2 separate regions of the Homo sapiens genome follow, and region 1 is linked to region 2. Evidence: chromatin contacts called from ENCODE Hi-C or POLR2A ChIA-PET data. All regions are on one chromosome and are shown on one strand. The core of a region is the stretch at or near the end of the contact, and the rest is flanking DNA. Distances in the headings are between cores, read along the strand shown. Region 1 overlaps LOC400499 (putative uncharacterized protein LOC400499). Region 2 overlaps LOC105371082 (a long non-coding RNA gene).

What was found. Hi-C counts contacts between places; a loop is a spot of excess contacts on that map. ChIA-PET counts read pairs that join two places held with the same protein, here RNA polymerase II (POLR2A). Pooled maps may share reads with other maps.
Region 1: a loop to region 2 is called in a pooled map, with 2.2 times the contacts of the local background. The contact joins two enhancer-like sites. A Hi-C loop is called at or near these places in 1 of 50 pooled maps. POLR2A ChIA-PET finds 5 or more read pairs at or near these places in 4 of 52 experiments (H1, MCF 10A, SK-N-SH and 1 more).

Annotation. Positions count from the first base shown.
Region 1 is chr16:11,492,046-11,498,782 of GRCh38, reverse strand. It overlaps LOC400499 (putative uncharacterized protein LOC400499), which reads left to right. Exons shown (of 67, transcript NM_001370704.1): 11 at 4,023-4,208; 12 at 4,987-5,139. Among named protein-coding and RNA genes, the nearest start is that of LITAF, 92 kb to the left of the region's middle. RefSeq lists enhancers at 76-624, 1,116-1,410, 1,388-1,437, 3,616-4,612. Within about 2 kb of position 3,147, at least 15 of the 41 ENCODE cell types and tissues checked have a DNase peak (open chromatin) inside an H3K27ac peak, as active enhancers do.
Region 2 is chr16:11,359,034-11,365,014 of GRCh38, reverse strand. The region is part of intron 1 of LOC105371082 (a long non-coding RNA gene); the gene reads right to left. Among named protein-coding and RNA genes, the nearest start is that of RMI2, 17 kb to the right of the region's middle. RefSeq lists an enhancer at 2,619-2,678. Within about 2 kb of position 1,659, at least 12 of the 41 ENCODE cell types and tissues checked have a DNase peak (open chromatin) inside an H3K27ac peak, as active enhancers do.

The DNA.
Region 1 (6,737 bases), core at 1,898-4,397, 130 kb before region 2:
TGGCATCGATCGGCTTGTGGAGCCCAGAAGCTTCCTCTACCTGCCTCACATGTGATGTTCCATGTGCAGGCCAGAGCTCATGCCTCTCTGGGCTGTATTTTCTTGTTCTGTCATCGAGTCAGCAAGGCCCTGCATGAGCCCTGGCAGGTTCTGGGAATGCACCGGGTTCGTGAAGCCTGGGGAGAGGAGGGGGGTGGGAAGTGGGGAGTGAGGGGCAAGCAGGGAGAGAGTATTTTAATGAACTTTTAATTTCGGATTAATTTTATTTATTTATTTAATTATTTAATCATTATTATTTTTTGAGACGGAGTCTCGCTCTGTTGCCCAGGCTGGAGTGCAGTGGCGCAATCTCGGCTCACTGCAACCTCCACCTCCCGGGTTCAAGTGATTCTCGTGCCTCAGCCTCCTGAGTAGCTGGGATTATGATGCACACCACCAGGCCCGGCTAATTTTTTTGTATTTTTAGTAGAAATGGGATTTCACCATGTTGGCCAGGCTTATCTCGAACTCCTGAGCTCATGTGATTTGCCTGCTTCGGCCTCCCAAAGTGCTGGGATTACAGGCATGAGTCACTGCGCCCGGCCTTCTTAATGGTGTCTTTCAATGAACAAAAGTTCTTCATGTTGGTGAAGTGTGGCTTCTTGATGCTTTGTAGCTGGTGTTTGATCTCCCCCAGGTCCCAGTGCTTCCTGGCTTGTCTTCTCCCAGTTCTGTTTTCTTAGCTTTTCAGGGAGGGTTGGTTTGAGCATGATGACTGAGCTTTAGAATCATGTTGGAAAAGTGAAATCAGCTTAATAAGGGTCACAGGTTTGAGGGTAATTTTATTTTTCCATCTTTAAAAATGAAAAAGTGAGTATTTTAAACAGACTTCTAACTGAAGTGTAAGTAAGCCTTCGTTAGAGATTTTTGCATTAAGATTGTTTTCTTCTCCTCCCATTTTTTTTTTAAATTTATTTCCCTTTCAAAATTGTTTGTTCTTCTCTTTGCGATGTGGTTTCTGGTTTTTGTGAAAACAGGGAAGGCTGGCCCTTCTGGGTTCATCCCCCGGGCAGCCATACACAGAACCAACTGGGTCATTACTGTGTGGACTGCTCAGCACCCAGGCCTCATGCTGGCCCAGTTGTCCTGGCAGGGCCACCGGAAGTGGCTCACAGATCTGGGCTCTCTGCCAGCCAAGTGGCACCAGCCTGCCCCACAGCCCTGCAGGCTGTGACCAGGCTTCTGGCTCCAGCTTTGGTCTGGGACAGGCCCGAGCCTGCCCTGTCTGTGCCCCCGCCGCCTTTCTTGGGCAAAGCAGTCAGAGGCGGGAACCTCCAGCAGGCGGCCCCTCCCATGTGCCGGAGAGCTTCTTAGTCTTTTTATAACCCCTGCCCTCCCAGCCAAGCCCGCTTGCCCTGCTCTGTATTAAGAAAACAGACAGCTTTGTTTTCTTTGCTCAAATATAGGGAAACATTGAATGTGCTTTTTCCAGGCTCCACACACCCCTGTCCTTTCACAAAGAAAATATGCAGTGAGATGCACACGCCAAGACCCACACGCATGCATCCTGAGCGCACGTGTACACACATGGGACACAACCCACACACACTGAAGCAGGCACCCATTGCACTGGGACGTGCACACGCACACTGGATCATGTGTACATGCACAGACCTGCACGTACACTGACACAGGCTCACACCAAGGCACAGGGACACACAAACACACAGGGATATGCACACACATGCTGGATCACGTGTACACACACAGACCTACACACACTGTTGCAGGCTCACACTGAGGCAGGCTTTCCCAGGACACCCACATGGGGAAATGCACGGACACACACCCACACCATAGACCTGTCAAGACACACACACACACACACACACACACACACACACACACACACACATTGAGGCATACACGCCAAGACTCACGTACCTGGAGATGCAGATATACACCCCAGTGTATGCACATGTGAAGACATGGCAGGACATGCACATACACACAGTAGGACACTCACCCAGTGGGACGTGTGGAGACAGCCACCCACACCTGGACACATGCATAGGCACACCAAGACACACTGGGCTGTGCGTGGGCACACAAGGGACACACAGTACACACACACGCACCTGGACGCATGGGCACATGCACACATCCAATGGGACACACGAGATGCCCACATGGGGACACGTGTGCACAGGCATCCACCAGGAAATACACGCATACTAGGGTACTCGAGTGCGCTGAGACACCTGCACACCCAAGTGGGAACGTACACACCCACAAGCACTAGGATTCTACAGCACACACCAATATGCACACACACAGATGCTTATGTTCACACCTTCACACAGTGTGCTCACACCCTAGCGTAGTAACACAGATCTGGTGAAGAGTCACGAATCCAGAGAAAGAACAGAGCTGGGCAGCTCGGGCGTGGTGGCTCACTCCTGTAATCCCAGCACTTTGGGAGGCTGAGGTGGGCAGATCACCTGAGGTCAGGAGTTCGAGACCAGCCTGGCCAATATGGTGAAACCCCATCTCTACTAAAAATACAAAAATTAGCCAGGCGTGGTGGCAGACATCTGTAATCCCAGCTACTCAGGAAGATGAGGCAGGAGAATCACTTGATCTCAGGAGGCAGAGGTTGCAGTGAGCTGAGATTGTGCCACTGGACTCCAGCCTGGGTGACAAGAGCAAGACTCCATCTCGAGAAAAAAAAAAAAAGGACAGAGCTAGGCAGAGATTTTATTTCTCCACAGCTGCCAAGCAGTCCCTGTTCTGGAGTGACGTGGGTCTAGCACAGAGGCCCCTGTTCACAGCCAGGGCCCCAGGGCTGGATTTTAGAGTGAGCCCAGAATTTGCATTTTGAGAAGCCGTGAGTGTTGGTATCATGCCTGGCCTGGGAGCCAGCCTCTCCTGGGTTAAGTCTCAGTTCTATCTATAGCTGTGGGCTACCTGAGGCACGTCCCTTACCCTTTCTGTGTCTCAGCTTCCTGTGTCTCAGCTTCCTGCTCTGCAAAATGGGAATGATAAGAAAGGCAACGTGTGTGACATGTTATCAGCAGTCTGGCTTGTAGTGAACACAGTTTGTTTACTAAGATTTGTTGGTCTAGACTAGGCACGGTGGCTCATGCCTGTAATCCCAGCACTTTGGGAGACCGAGGCGGGCAGATCACTTGAGGTCAGGGGTTCACCACCAGCCTGGCCAACATGGTGAAACCCGGCTTTACTAAAAATAGAAAAATGAGCCAAGGGTGGTGGCACGTGTCTGTAATCTCAGCTACGTGGGAGGCTGAGGCAGGGGAATCACATGAACCCAGGAGGTGGAGGTTGCAGTGGGCCTAGATAGGGCCACTGCACTCCAGGATGAATGAGAGAGCAAGACTCCATCTTAAAAAAAAAAAAAAAGATTTGTTGGTCTGATTTCTCTGAGGTGCCTGGGGCAGGGAGCAGCTGTGTCCTGAACCCCCTCCTGTTTGCCTTCCTTTCACTGAAGCCCTGGAGTGAGGGTAGCTGGGCGTCTGAGTCGTGGGCCACATGGAGTGCCTTTTTTGTTTTGTTTTCTTTTTTTTTTTTTTTTTTGGAGACAGAGTTTCGCTCTGCCACCCAGGGTGCAGTGCAGTGGTACAATCTCAGCTCACTGCAGCCTCTGCTTCCCGGGTTCAAGGGATTCTTGTGCCTTAGCCTCCCGAGTAGTTGGGATTACAGGCACACACCACCATGCTCGGCTAATTTTTGTGTTTTTAGTAGAGACGGGGTTTTGCCATGTTGGCCAGGCTGGTCTCGAACTCCTGACCTCAGGTGATCCACCTGCCTTGGCCTCCCAAAGTGCTGGGATTACAGGCATGAGCCACCGTGTCTGGCCTCTGGGGTGCTTTTAAAATGTTCCCTGAAAAGAGCAATTTGTTCAGACTCTGGGGGACTCAGCTCTGTATTATGAAGTTGCCCAGGTGAGTCGGTGTGTGGCCAGGGTGAGGCCTGTGAAGTGCATTTACCCACCACCTCGGGTGGGGGCCGATTTCTGTCCCCAGCCACTGCTCCAGACCCCGAGGGCCAGCCCTGGCGCCTTCCTGGGCATCTCAGCCCTGGTGCACAACCTCTGTGCTTCTCTGGACGGGCCCTGCGGCCAGCTGCCTGGAGTCGGCTCCCTAGTGAGGATCCTGGGAGACGCCTTGGGTGAGAACTGTACCATCCAGGAGCCCTCGGATGATGACAAGGTGAGGACATCCAGTGTCCTGAGTACCGGCTTCAGTGCCCCCAGTGGGGCCGAAGCGAATCAGGCAAGCTCCAGGTGGAGAGGGTGGGGGTGGGTTCCCCCCTTTGCCCCTTCCTCCTATCCCTCATTCCCCCTTCCCCACTTCAACCCGTCTCCTCACCCTCCTGCCTGCCCCCCCACGCCACTGCCCCTTCTATACCACTGCCCCCCCCACACCACTGCCCCCCAACACCACTGAGTGGGGGTGGGGTGAAGGGGGGAAGGGGGAATGGGCTGAGATGCCCAGGAAGGCGCCAGGCTGGCCCGCGGGGTCTGGAGCGTGGCTGGGGACAGAAATTGGCCCCTACCCCGAGAAGGTGGGTAAATGCCCTTCACAGCCCACCCCCCACACCACTGCCTATCCCATGCCACTGCCCCCGCCCAGGCCACTGCCTCCCCCCACGCCACTGCCCCCTCCCCCACGCCACTGCCCCTCCCCACGCCACTGCCCCGCCCCTCACGCCACTGCCCCGCCCCCCACGCCACTGCCCCGCCCCCCACGCCACTGCCCCGCCCCCCACGCCACTGCCCCGCCCCCCACGCCACTGCCCCGCCCCCCACGCCACTGCCCCGCCCCCCACGCCACTGCCCCGCCCCCCACGCCACTGCCCCGCCCCCCACGCCACTGCCCCGCCCCCCACGCCACTGCCCCGCCCCCCACGCCACTGCCCCGCCCCCCACGCCACTGCCCCGCCCCCCACGCCACTGCCCCTCATGGTCCTACCTCCATCTCGATTTAGCTCCAGCTTGTGCTGAAGGCAGTCGGCAACGCGGGCTTGGCAGCCATGGCTCTCACCCCTACGTTGAGTGCCTGTGCATCTCTGAGAAGCAGCACACCCGAGATCCGGCTGGGGGCCATCCAGGCCTTCCGAAGGGTCCCCTGCTCTGCAGACGTGAGCCCTTGTGTGCTGTTTCATGGGGTTGGGGTTGGGTGGTGGTGGGTCTCGAACCACAGTTTGCTAATTCACTTATTCAGTTGTTCATTCATCATGTATTTAATGAGCACCTACTGTGGGCTGGGTACTAGTGTGAACAGGTATCCAGGTCTAAGCCTGTGTGTAGTGTGGGAAGCAGATTATTTATCAAAAACACAACCATATGATTACCAGTGCCATCTGTGCCCCCTCTAGTACAGGGTTTGGCAGACTACGGGCCATGGGCCACTACCTGGCCCTTGGTCTGTTTTTCTCAATAAAGTTTTATCGGAACACAGGCATGCCCACTCACTTAGGTGTTATCTATGGCTGCTTTCCTGCTCCACCTGCAGAGTCAAGTCATTGCAAGAGACCGCATGGCCTGCAGAGTCTAAAAGAGTTCTCTGTCCCTTTACAGAAAAAGTTTGCTAATCCCTGGACCACTACCTCCCTTCTTACTCAGAGTCAAAGTTACAGTCCCTTCATTGACTTCCCAGGCCCTGAGGGATCTGACCTCTGGGCCTCACCTGCTCCTGTCACCTCCCATCCCTCCTCCCCAGCACATTGCCCTTTCTGTTCTTCCTCAAACACTTGTGACCCTCTCTTGCCCCAGGCCCTTTGCACATGCTCTTTCCTGGTACACTTTTCCTCCAGATGTCCCCAGGCCTTTCTTTTTCACATCCTGTACGTCTTAGCTTAAAAGGCACTTTCACTGTGAGGTCTCCCTTGACAATTTCACCTGAAATTGAACCTCCCAGGTCCCCCTGGCTCTGGTCCTGTTTCCCCATTTCATTTTCCCTTCCTTAGGGTTTATTACCACCTAACTTTTTTTTTTTTTGAGACGGAGTCTCACTCTGTCACCCAGGCTGGAGTGCGGTGTCACCATCTCCGCTCACTGCAAGCTCTGCCTCCTGGGTTCACGCCATTCTCCTGCCTCAGCCTCCTGAGTAGGTGGGACTACAGGTGCCCGCCACCACGCCCGGCTAATTTTTTTGTAATTTTAGTAGAGATGGGGTTTCACCGTGTTAGCCAGGATGGTCTCGATCTCCTGACCTCATGATCCTCCCAGCTCGGCTTCCCAAAAGTGCTGTGATTACAGGCATGAGCCACCGCGCCCGGCCACCACCTAACTTTTTATGTATTTCACATGCTAATCTCATTGACTGTCTCCCTGCACTAGGATACCAGCTTCAGGTGGACAGGGGCTGAGTTGGTCTTGTTTATGGCTGTCACCTAGCACAGTGCTGAGTGCATAGTTGTTGCTTATGTTAATATTTGTTGCATGGATGGATGGGTGGGTGGATGGATGATGGGTGGGTGGATGGGTGAATGGATAGATGGGTGGGTGGGTGGGTGGCTGGCTGGCTGGCTGGCTGTGGAGGAAGCCAATAGGTATTGAGGGAGTCACAATGTGGGGAGGTGAATTGCTTAGGAATTGCCTAGGAAGGCCAAGACATTTAAAGGCCTCCTGTGTGGCGAGACACTATGCTGTTTTCGTAAATAGTTTTATTGGAACGTAGCCATGCCCATTTGTTGGGGAATTGATGAGGCTCTAGGCTGGGGCTGGTAGAGACTGG
Region 2 (5,981 bases), core at 410-2,909:
TACCCATCCACCCAGAGGAATTTTATCTGTTCCTGCCTAAACAGATTAGAGGGCTTTGTCTTTTGAGGCCTGGTAGGTAAATTAGAAAGGGGTCCCAAGTAAAGAGAGAGAGAGAGAGGCATCCCAGAGCCCTTTTCCATCTGAGCCTCCCACGGCCCATGACTCACTTTACCCAGTAACATGCTTCCCTTCCAGTTTACCATCTGGAAGAAGGAATAAACTTATTTTTCTTATTCACCAATAATTTATGTAAACCAAACATTGCAAACAAGGGTTTCCTTAGCAACCTCTATCTCATTCTCTTCAGATACCAATTGCTCTCCAGTAAAGGGAGTGTCCTGTTCCACACAACTTAAATTAACTTGGAAATCTCACTTAAAACAGAAAAGTTAAGGTCTTCTTAAGGTTTACCAGGGGCAATGCATTTGCAGGAATGCACGGGGCTGAAGGTCAAAGGCAAAGAAAACAAGGCACAAATTCTTTCACCCGGATTTGGTTTGTCCTTGTACACCCATGGTTGACAAGGTCACCTGGCAATGACAAATCTGCTTTTGAAGTTTTGTTTTTTTTTCTGGAGGCAGAGTCTTGTTCTGTCGCTGAGGCTGGAGTGCAGTGGCGCGATCTCGGCTCACTGCAATCTCTGTCTCGTGGGTTCAAGCGATTCTCCTGCCTCAGCCTCTGAGTAGCTGGGATTACAGGCGCCCACCACCATGCCTGGCTAATTTTTGATTTTTAGTATAGACAGGGTTTCACCATGTTGGCCAGGATGGTCTAAAACTCCTGATTCTCAAGTGATCCACCCGCCTTGTCCTCCCAAAGTGCTGGGATTATAGGCATGAGCCACCGTGCCCGGCCAGGTCAGTTTTCTCTAACAGAAGTAACAAAACAGATGTAATCCAAAATCACAGATATATCAAAATTTTCAAAATGGTGTTGGAGGCCAGGTGCAGTGGCTCATGACTGTAATCCCAACACCTTGGGACGCCGAGACAGGAGGATCACTTGAGACCAAGAATTCAAGACCAGCCTGGTCAACACACCGAGACCTCGTATCTATAAAAAAAGGTTTTTTTTTTATTGAGATGGAGTCTCGCTCTGTTGCCCAGGCTGGAGTGCAGTGGCGCCATCTCGGCTCACTGCAAGCTCCGCCTCCTGGGTTCATGCCATTTTCCTGCCTCAGCCTCCCGAATAGCTGGGACTACAGGCCCCACCACACGCCCGGCTAATTTTTTGTATTTTTAGTATTCACCGTGTTAACCAGGATGGTCTCGGTCTCCTGACCTCATAATCTGCCCGCCTCAGCCTCCCAAAGTGCTGGGATTACAGGCGTGAGCCACCACGCCCGGCCAAAAGTGTTTAATGGTATTAGAAAATGCTGACTTGGGTAGTGACAGTTTCAATGCATCATTGCCTGGCCTTCTGGGTTTCACCTTGAACCTTGTGACAGGTGATCAAGTCATGTGTCCAAGCTCAGGGACTTCCTGTTGTACAGAGATGATGCTGCCTGGAGCACCCTACTCCAATCCCCCTCCCTTCAACTTCTCACAGTGTATCATATTCAGCCCACACCAGGGCAAGCCCCGCTCATGTCATCAGCCCTGCCCTGGCCAACAGCCTAGAAAAGATGCAGGTCAACTCCCACAAAGGGCAGGGTGACTCAGTTCATTCACATGCTACAAGCCAGCTGCCTGCCTTGTACTCTCCCCAGACCTGGGCTGTGTGCAAACTGCACAGACAGGGCCCTGTGCTCAGAAGGGTCCCCAATGCTCACTCGAATGCTCTATTACCATCTTGAATCTTAATTTCTGAAAATTATTGATTTTCATTTTGTGCTGATCCCTGCAAATTAAGTAGCCATTCCCACTTCAGAGCCACTTAACGAAGGTTCTTGGGTGGCTGGAATAGGCTGGGGTTTCCATAAAATAAGGGACTGGCTGGCCGGGCGCAGTGGCTCACGCCTGTAATCCCAGCATTTTGGGAGGCCAAGGTGGGTGGATCACGAGGTCAAGAGATTGAGATCATCCTGGCTAACACAGTGAAACCTCGTCTCCACTAAAAATACAAGAAGTTAGCCAGGAATGGTGGCACACGCCTGTGGTCCCAGCTACTTGGGAGGCTGAGGCAGGAGAATCGCTTGAACCTGGGAGGCAGAGGTTGCAGTGAGCCGAGACTGCGCCACTGCACTCCAGCCTGGGCAACAGAACGAGACTCCATCTCAAAAAAAAAAAAAAAAAAAAAAGGCGGGGGAGGTGGTGCTGGCCAGGCACAGAGCCCCTGCAACAGAAGACCCTTCCCTTGCTCTAAAGTAACCCTCTCAGAGCCATTTCTTAATGGAGCCTGCAACAGCCTGGTGACCTGCCCTCAACTGTTTTAATCATTGGCTGTCCCCTTCTTCAAGAGCAGGTGCATTTCACATAAGTGCATAATTAATACTAACAAGAGGGGCCGCCGCCCGTGTGCTGGGGCCCTGTCATGTGTATTCTGTGCTCAGGGTCCGTGGGAGGCACAGGACCCAGATCTATCCTTACAGTATGACTATAGATCACTCTAGAGTGGCCTGTCCTGAGCAGGACAAGACCCGGCAACCCTTTTGGTCAATGCTGGAGCATCTCCCAGGGATGAGCAATGGTGGCGTTTGCAGGATGGCTGGCAGCACTCGGCAGTGGGCCAGCTGTGCCTCAGTGATTCTGGTGGTTCAAACCCACAACCCAGCCAACTCACCCTAGGCTCCAACCAGCCTGGCTAACTGGGGACAGCCATTCCCAGCTGCACTCAGGCATCTGAAAGACCCTTCCTTTCCTGCGAAGCCTCTTTCAGGGTTTCAGGAAGGAAGTGGAGACAGTAAGGGGAAACCACAAACCCATATAACTCTAATAGTATCACCTCTCGGTCCATGGGGGTGGGGGGAGGCTGCTTCCCGTGTTGAATTTCATCCTGAAGCCACCCTGGTGGGGGTAGGGGCAATGCCATTCTCTCCATCTCACAAACAACATCGCATTGGCCCCGAGAGATGAACCCGGGGACTGAGTGTGGCTAGCAAAGCCAGGATCGTGACCGAGCAGGTCTCTCCAACTTAGGAGCTTTAAGGGCAGGCTGTTGGTTTCTGCAGATACTGGCCTAGCATAGCCCATGTGATCAGCCAGGGCTGAGGTCCCTCTGCTGACAGGTTTCCCTCCTAAGGACACTGGTGGGGCTGTGGCCCCGTCAGATCATCTGTCCCTGGCAACACGCTTTTCCAGGGAACTCCAATGAGGAAGAGAAAGTGCGGACCATCGACTTCCGTGTCTCTGAAAACAACTTTGTAAAAGTGTGTAAGGACCCAACACTCTGCTTATAATCAAACGGCTCTGGACCCCTCCGCTCTGAGTGCTTCAACATTGGGCATTTCCTTTTCCTGTTTGGGTCTCAAATTCTGCCTCTGGGATCTTGTTTTGAAGGCTAAGTTTCCAGCCAGAACAAGTGCCCACACTCTACTATCTCAAACTCATCCCCTTGCCTTAGCCAGGAAGGCTGATGACAGACAGGGTCTTTGCTCCCCTAGACACAGCTGGCCATGACTACAGGACCCTCAGACGCAGGCAGAGCCCTTTGTCCTTTTTTGTCACTGTGCAGACCACCTTGGGGGCTGATTATGCTCCTTAAACCTCCTGGGAACGCTTATGGCCCCCAGCACTGCAAAAAGGATTAAGTCAACTGAGAAGAGACATGTTTTTCCAATTAGTTAAAAATCACCCATGTTGGAATTTTTGCAAAACTGGCTGGTTGCTTTCCCATTACCCAAGATTCCTCATTCTTTCTTTCTGTATAATTTCATAAGGTTTTCAAGTAAATTTGATACTAAAGGCCCATGACCATGAAATAAACAGGACACTCACAGCGAAACGCTAAAGCCAAAATCTCATCTTCCATGCGCCATGCAATGAGAAAGGAGATGGACAGTAACTTCCACCTACCAAACTTCCCTACCCCAGGTTTCTGAAGACACATCAACACGTGCAACGACATTTGTGTTTGGATATGCATTTTACTACATACGTACATCTTTAAAAAGATTTTTCCCACTGACATTTATTTCTCATGCCAAGTCGGGGCCAGCCGCCAAACTGGGGAGACCAAGATCCTGGAGTCAATGCGCTCATTCTCCTTAAAGGACCGTGACACCAGCCAGAGAGGCGGAGAATGTGGTAAAGGCAGGGAAAACACGATTCTTCCACCTAGGAAGACAGAAGAGCTCTCCCAATGGGCAGGGCAGCTCTGGGAGCAAGTCACTAATAATAGCAGGAATATTACAGCCAGTGCATCAACACATGGGATGAATTTAACAAGGCTGGTTTTGTTTTTTGTTTTTTTTTTTTGTATGATGGAGTCCTGCTTTGTCACCCAGGCTGCAGTGCAATGGTGTGATCTTGGCTCACTGCAAGCTCCGCCTCCCGGGTTCAAGTGATTCCCCTGCCTCAGGCTCCCGAGTAGTAGGGACTACAAGGCGGCAAACAAGGCTGTTCTTACTTCAATTTTGCAAAGTGAGGAAATGGAAGCCCAAAAAGGCTATGTGTCCCAAATCATTTATTGAGTGGTAGTAAAGCTGGGATTGGAACCATGCTGTCTGGATCTGAAGCCCTATTGTGCTGTTCCATCAGGCAGGTCCTCGTGGACAGAATTCTAAGATACCCCTTCCCCTCCACAGACACGATTCCAACCCGTTGGATACACCTTCCCCCAGTCATTCAATCGAACACGAATCTAGGTGTTGCTGTGCAGTGATTCTGGAGAGGTAAAGTCCCAAGTCACCTGACCTTAAGGTAGGGGGCCTGAGCCAATCACATGAGCCCTCTCTAAACCTGGGCCCAGGAAATCAGAGGCTGGAGAGCAGGAGGCAGATTCAAGGCTCGTTCCTGAAGATGGAGGGGACCTCTAGGAGCCTCCAGTTTACAGCCGGCAAGGAAATGGGACCTCAGCCCTACAATTGCAAGGAACTGAATTCTGCCAACAGCCTGATGAGCCTGGATGCCCATTCGGGATTCTTCCCAGAGCCTCCTGAAGAGAGCTCAGCTGGCTGACACCTTGATTTTGGCCTGAAGAGGTCCTGAGCAGAGAACCTAACAACACCCTACCAGACCCCGACCCACAGAAACTGTGAGATATTAATACATTTGTTTTTTTAAGCTGCTAAGTTTGTGGCAATTCATGACGTGGCATTACAGGCTCTGACCAGAGGTCTCAAGCACCAACCCCGGCTGTCATACCTATGGAAGACACCATGTCCGCAAATGCCTCTCCAGGCCTTCAAGAGACCTCATGTGGTCACATGAGACTCCCAAAGTCCCCTTAGGGCACTGTCCCTACTCTCTGCAGGAGCCACGTGAGGGCGGTGAGGACTGGCTGTGGAATTTGAGGCTTCTAAGTCCTGGCCTCCCAGGGCCTCAGGCATCTTACCCATGTGTGCTATTAACGTGATGTATTACTTGATGTTAACCTTGGCCAGCTGGCTGAGGCAGTTTGTCAGGTTTCACCACCGTAAAGTTACTCTTTCATCCCCCTTTCCATTCTGGAAGGAAGTCACTGTGCACAGCCCACACTGGTGGAATGGGAGGCACCCTACACTTTTATTTACTAAGTTTGGCCACTCTGTCTATCACACCAGCACACTCCAAGTACTCCACAGCTCCATGAGGCTGGTGACAATCACATTGGACAGTGCAGCTCTATTTTAGAACATCAGGAAAAAGTACCCAAACATCAGTCACTCAGGTACCACTGTACTATTGTTTACTTAGTAGTTTTCTGTAAAAGGGCTCACTTTTTTTTTTTTCCCCGAGATGGAGTCTCGTTCTGTCACCCAGGCTGGAGTGCAGTGGCGCCATCTCAGCTCACTGCAAGCTCCGCCTCCTGGGTTCAAGCGACTCTCCTGCCTCAGCCTCCCAAGTAGCTGGGACTACAGGCACCCACCGCCACACCCAGCTTATTTTTGTATTGTTAGTGGA